2 separate regions of the Homo sapiens genome follow, and region 2 is linked to region 1. A link is a contact called in ENCODE Hi-C or POLR2A ChIA-PET data. All regions are on one chromosome and are shown on one strand. Each heading gives the region's core, a stretch centred on a gene start or an enhancer-like site at or near the end of the contact. The rest is flanking DNA. Distances are from core to core; before and after follow the strand shown. Region 1 has its middle 61 kb from the start of MED9. Region 2 overlaps PEMT (phosphatidylethanolamine N-methyltransferase).

Region 1 (3,066 bases), core at 119-2,618:
CCACACCAGTGGCTAGGTAAGTACCCCTGAATGAGCCCCAACCACAGCCATGTGGAACCGAAAGACCTTCTGATGGAGGTCCACCTACCCAAATTCATATCTAATCAAATGGGCCTGTTTCAAGCCACTGCATTTTGGGATACAATAAATAATTGGAGCTGTATATTGAGCCAGGCTTGTCTAACTCCAAGATCTGCCACCATGAAAAGACTGACTCCTAGAAGATGAGAGACTTGGTTTGACAGCAAGGGAGATGCTCCAAAAAGAAGTTTCGCACAGCCTCATCTTTTGAAAATGAGAAAAGAAAGTCACTCTGCGAGCTCAGGACAATGCTGGAACCTCTATGGCCTGTCTTGGGCTGGCCCAGCACTCCTCGACCCTCTGGACTTGCACACCTGAGCCTTCCTGCACCTGGGGAGTAGGCATGATGCATCTGACAGCGCCACGCCACCCTACCCAAGGCCCGCTTCCTCTCCCCAAGAGGCCTTCTCAGCAACTTAGAGCAGCCTGCGGAACACATTGCAGTAAAGGTCCATGGGCTTCCTGCCTATCAAAAAATACAGCTTTCTGACCAAGGCTTATTATGCGATCTTCCCGGGAGACGTCATTAGTAGCGTGAATGGCTCTTGCCTTGCCGGAAGTGAAGGTGAGGCAGTGACAAGGTCATGTCCAGAGTGAGTAATTATTGACTTTTTGTCCTTGTTCCTTCATGTCCAAATTACATCTATAGTTTGTAATGCTTTTGGTTTATATTCAAAGAAAATGCAAACGCAGAACACAACAGGAAGGGCGCCATGACTCAGATTGCTGTGCCCCTTCCTGTCTGCCCAGCAGCCTGGATGCTGTGGAGCCTTTGTGCAGAGCCCAGAGCTTTTGTCTGAACCATGCGGTGGCAGAGCCACACTGTGACTTCGTGTGTTTGTGCTCTCTGTGTTTGCCAAGCACTTGTGTGTTCTCTCTCTCCACCACCTCACAGTGACTCAGCACTGTCCTTATTTTAACTATAGCTGCTTTCAAACCACTGACATCTGCAAAGCCATAGTGGACAAGGTTTCCCACTCCCATCTCCCCACAGAGCCACAGCCAATCCAGCAGGCCTACCTGCAGTGAGTCCAGACTGCAGGTGTGTTCAGTTTGTTCTGCAAGGTATTTTTAAAAAGGGGGGGTCAAATTACCAACCAGAATTTCACCTAAAAGCAGTGGCAGATGCTGATGTTTACCAAGCTGATGTTTTCCCTGCTTCTTTAATTACAAATCCTGATTTTTAGACAGCGCAGCAATGTGCCCAACTAAAAGACTACATTTCCCAGCCTCCCTTGTGGCAAAGTGAGACCATGTGACTCAGTTTTGGCCAATGAGATGAAAGAAGAAGGTGGCGCAAGGGTTAGGGGGTGGCTTTCATTCTTTCCTCCTTTCTTCTTCCTGCTGCCTGGATAAAAACAAGTGGCCATTTTGAACTCTGAATTGGCCTTGACAGTGGAAGCCACTGGCTGAGAATGGCACAGGAGAGAGAAGAACCTAAGTCCCTGTAGACTCTAAGAAGCCACAAAACCAGCCCTGAACTACCTACCTCCTGACTTCTCCATAAGTAAAAATGCACTTCTTTCTTACTTAAGCCACTGTAATGGTGAAGTTACTGTTATAGGTAGCTAACCTAATCCTGAAACACTGCTTCTCTTGAAAACTCAAAATATCTAGTGATCTGAGCATATGCTCTTTTCTTCTTTATAACAGCTTTATTGACATATAATTCACAGTCCATACAATTCACTGATTTAAAGTGTACCATTGGCCAGGTGCAGTGGCTCAAACCTGTAATCCCAGCACTTTGGGAGGCTGAGGCACAAGGAACACTTGAGTTCAGGAGTTCAAGACCAGCCTGTGCAACATAAGGAGACTCCATCTCTACAAATAACTTAAAAATTAGCTGAGTATAGTGGTGCATGCCCGTGATCCCAGCTGCTTGGGAGGCTGAAGTGGAAGGATCACCTGAGCTAAGAGTTTGAGGCTGCAGTGGGCCATGATCATGCTACTGCACTCCAGCCTGGGTGATAAAGGGGAGACCCTGCCTCAAAAAAATAATAATGATAAATGAAACAAAAATAAGGTGTACCATTCAATGGTTTCTAGTATATTCACTCCTATCCCCACTATATATAGCACCGCTGTCTACTTTCAGAATATTTTCATCAACTCCAGAAAGAAACACTATACCCATGAACTGTCACTCACCAATCCCCCCTAACCACACTCTCACCAGCCCCTGGCAAACACTAATCTACTTTCTGTCTCTATGAATTTGTTTATTCTGGACATTTCATATAAATGGAATCATGCAACGTGTGGTCTTTTGTGCCTGGCTTCTTTCACTTAGCTTCATATTTTCAAGTTTCATCCATGTTGTGTCATGTTTCATGATCCAAGAAGTCTTAAGACTGGGAACAACCCCTACCACAGAGTGCTTTAATGCTGTCTCATTTTGATCCACAGAAGAAAACAGTGAAATGGAGAAAGTACGCACTGTCTTCTCTACTTTACAAAGGAGAAACAGGCTATGCTCAATCGAGTAATTTGCCTAAAGTATCCAGTGCACCCTCCATTCAACAGCCTCCCACCATTCTGCCTCTGAAATGTCTGCTGCACAAAATAATTGGAGATTCACATTTTGTCAAAATCCTCAAGGTCTAGAAAGTTCTAGATCAACAATAAAGTGGTAGATGAGGAGACTTAATCCTTTCCTATGGCCTGTCCCCTCCACAGTCTGCAGGACCTGGAGACAGAAGAGCGGAGGGAGAAGCAGAGCCCGACACACAGACCCCGTGGGGACGCCTGGGTTCTGGTTCACACTGGGCTGTTTGGGAGCTGAGCCAAAAATCCGAGCCAAAATCTCTGTTTTGTTTTGTAGTGCATGGTGGGGAAATGAAAATTTTGGTTCCATCTGAGGTTTGCAAATCAGCATGCATTGTTTTGGGGCATTCAGTTTCATTGAAACCTCGGGAACACAGCAGCTGCCAACCCCACAGCCCCAGGGAGAGCTGTGTCTCGAGGTGGAATCATCTTTTTTGG
Region 2 (3,038 bases), core at 139-2,638, 120 kb before region 1:
GGAAGGCCCCTGCAGGCTGCTGGGCACGGGGATGGCTCAGGGTCCTGGGCTGGGCTGGGCTAGGCTTGGGGGAGCCCGGTGTGTTGGGCTGGAGCTGGCCTCTGCTGTCGCTGGACCACAGTCACCCATGGAGGGCAGGGGTTGGGAACCTGCAGGGACAGCATCTGCCCTCTGGCCGGTGGGGGGTTCTTAGTAGCAGGGCAAGGGGAAGGCAAAGGGGGCCAGGCCCAGGAGCAGGTGGGTCCTCCTCACAGGAGCAGGGCAGGATTCGAGGAGCTCTGGGCTCCCACCTCCGAGCTGGACTCTGAGCATGCTGGCTCCCTCCTTCTTTCCAGGGCAGCAGCAGCCCCACATTCAGGACAGAGCCATCTGTGTAAGCAGGGCTCAGAGACCCTCAGACAGACAGGGAAAAGGAGCAAAATGTATTGTCATCGTCCAGCCTGAAATCTCCAGTGGGACCCGTCAGTGGAGCACGTAGCAGACACCCTGTCCCTCCCGTGCCCCCCGGCCTGTAAGGGCAGCTGAGGCCGTCTTACCTGCTGAGGGAGACCCCGCACTCCCTGACTTCCCGGGCTGGGTGCTGGCACTGGTGAAGGGTTTCGGGCTGTGAGCCTCTTGCCTTCCACTCAGACTGGGCCAGACCCGACAGCACCATGAACCAGAGCCGCCCTGAGTAGGGGCTGACACTGCCAGGCCAGCCTCATCCTGCTCCCGGCCATACCAGGTCCCACGGGGCCAATGGACCATTTCAGTGGATGCAGGGAGCACAGAGCATGAGTCGCACCTGGTGGACGGGCAGGTGTAGCAGGCCCTCATGAGAGGAACACCATTGACTTTCCCACTGGGTGAGGAAGGGACAGCTCTGTACCATTTCCCTCTGCTCAAACCCACAGGAGCCAGCCAGGGCATGGACACTCCCATGAGGTCACCTTTGCTGGTCTGTTCCTTGCGGGGCTGCTGAGTTCTTGATAGAGGTAACAAGCAACCCTGGGGCTCCCGTGTGCAGGAGGAAGGTTGGGGACTGCCTGGTTGTGCTTCGGACCCGGAGGCAGACAGAGGAGGCCTTTGAACTTGGCCTGAGCTTGTTGGGTGAAGCCAAGGACAGAGGCTGGGGTCTGAGTGAGGGGAGATGGTCCCGTGAAGTCAGATTGGCACAGATTCCCCCATCAGAGTTGGGAGGCCCCAGAATGTTCAGGAACAGCATGTGGCAGGGGTCATAACTGAAGCCAGACCTGAGTTACAATCCATTTACTCACTGTGTGTCCTTGGCAAGTCCTGCAAGGGAGGCACACTATCGGACGTCCCCCGTGGGGCTGGCATGCAGATTGAATAGGATACATGGCTGCACTCACCCCAGCGCCTGGTGTGCAGCAGGCCCTGTGCCAGTGTCGGCTGACGTCACTGTGCTGTGGGTGTCATCAGAGCCTGCATGCCACAGTCAGTGCAGTGGCACAGGGCCTGCATGCCACAGTTAAGGAGATTGTAGGCCCTTGGGGAGACAGTGGCAGAATAAGGGAGTCGTTGCCAGACACTGGACCAAGGCCCTCACAGAACCCAAGGGAGGGCAGGGGCATCCCCTGCTCACCGATGGGGACTGTCACCCTTAGGGAAGTTGGGGACCTGCCTGAGCTCACACAGCTGGGAAACAGTGAAGCCTGGATTTGCCTTCTAACTTTTTATTTTCAAAAATATGCAACATACACTAAACTAGAACCGTTTAATGACCCCTGCACCACCGTACCCAATGCCCAGCTTCAAGAATTCTCTCACAATATGTCATTCTTGTTTCATCTGTCTTCTGCCCCCTCTCCGCCTCTTCCCCTTCACTCCTGTCTGCTTCCTTTCACTAGAGTGTTTTAAAGCAAATCCAGACATCAAATTTCATCAGTAAATATCTCACATGCATATGAAATGCAGAATGTATCTCTAACAAGTAAGGACTTTTTTTTTTTTTTTCTTGAGACGGAGTCTCAGTCTGTCGCCCAGGCTGGAGTGCAGTGGCGCGATCTCAGCTCACTGTAACCTCGTCTCCTGGGTTCAAGCCATTCTCCTGCCTCAGCCTCCTGAGTAGCTAGGATTACAGGCACATGCCACCATGCTTGGCCAATTTTTGTATTTTTAGTAGAGACGGGGTTTCGCCACGTTGGCCAGGATGGTCTTGATCTCCCAACCTCGTGATCCACCCGCCTCGGCCTCCCAAAGTGCTGGAATTACAGATGTGAGCCACTATGCCTGGCCATAAGTAAGGACTTTTAATAATATAATACATTAAACATTCAGCAAAATTAATAATTTCATTTTAAAATAGCCTTACAGGCCAGACGTGGTGGTTCAGCCTGTAATCCCAGCACTTTGAGAAGCCAAGGCTAGTGAATCACCTGAGGTCAGAAGTTTGAGACCAGCCTGGCCAACATGGTGAAACCCCTCTCTACTAAAAATACAAAAATTAACCAGGCATAGGGGCGCACACCTGTAATCGCAGCTACTCTGGAGGCTGAGGCAGGAGAATTGCTTGAATCCGGGAGGCAGAGGTTGTAGTGAGCTGAGACTGTGCCAGCCTGGGTGACAGAGCGAGACTCCATCTCAAAAAATAAAATAAAATAAAATAAAATAAAATAAAATAAAATAGCCTTATAGAGGAATAACCAACTTACAACAAAGTGCACCTATATGAAGCATACAATTTGAGTTGCCTTTTTTAGAGATGGGGTCTTGCTCTGTCGCCCAGGCTGGAGTGCATTCGTGCTGCAGCATTGAACTCCTGGGCTCAAGTGATCCTCCCACCTCAGCTTCCAGAGTAGCTGGGGCTACAGGCATGTGCCACTGCACTGGCTAATGTTTTTATTTTTGTAGAGATGGGGGTCTCACCATCTGGCCCAATCTTGTCTCAAACTCCTGGGTTCAAGCAATCCTCCTGCCTTGGCCTCCCAAAGTCCCAGAGTGTTGGGATTACAGGCAAGAGCCGCTGTGCCCTGCCTACAATTTGAGTTTTGATGTGTTTCTACAGCCAGGAGGCACGTACTCAGGTTAAGACTGTG

Evidence for each region. A loop is a pair of places that touch in the nucleus more often than their neighbours do. ChIA-PET counts read pairs that join two places held with the same protein, here RNA polymerase II (POLR2A). Pooled maps may share reads with other maps.
Region 2: a loop to region 1 is called in a pooled map, with 2.0 times the contacts of the local background. The contact joins two enhancer-like sites. A Hi-C loop is called at or near these places in 1 of 50 pooled maps. POLR2A ChIA-PET finds 5 or more read pairs at or near these places in 2 of 52 experiments (AG04449 and AG04450).

Annotation. Positions count from the first base shown.
Region 1 is chr17:17,414,538-17,417,603 of GRCh38, reverse strand. No RefSeq gene overlaps it. Among named protein-coding and RNA genes, the nearest start is that of MED9, 61 kb to the left of the region's middle. RefSeq lists a cis regulatory region at 976-986 and an enhancer at 909-1,053. Within about 2 kb of position 1,368, at least 17 of the 41 ENCODE cell types and tissues checked have a DNase peak (open chromatin) inside an H3K27ac peak, as active enhancers do.
Region 2 is chr17:17,534,486-17,537,523 of GRCh38, reverse strand. All of the region lies in intron 2 of PEMT (phosphatidylethanolamine N-methyltransferase), which reads left to right. Among named protein-coding and RNA genes, the nearest start is that of RASD1, 40 kb to the right of the region's middle. RefSeq lists an enhancer at 1-1,652. Within about 2 kb of position 1,388, at least 14 of the 41 ENCODE cell types and tissues checked have a DNase peak (open chromatin) inside an H3K27ac peak, as active enhancers do.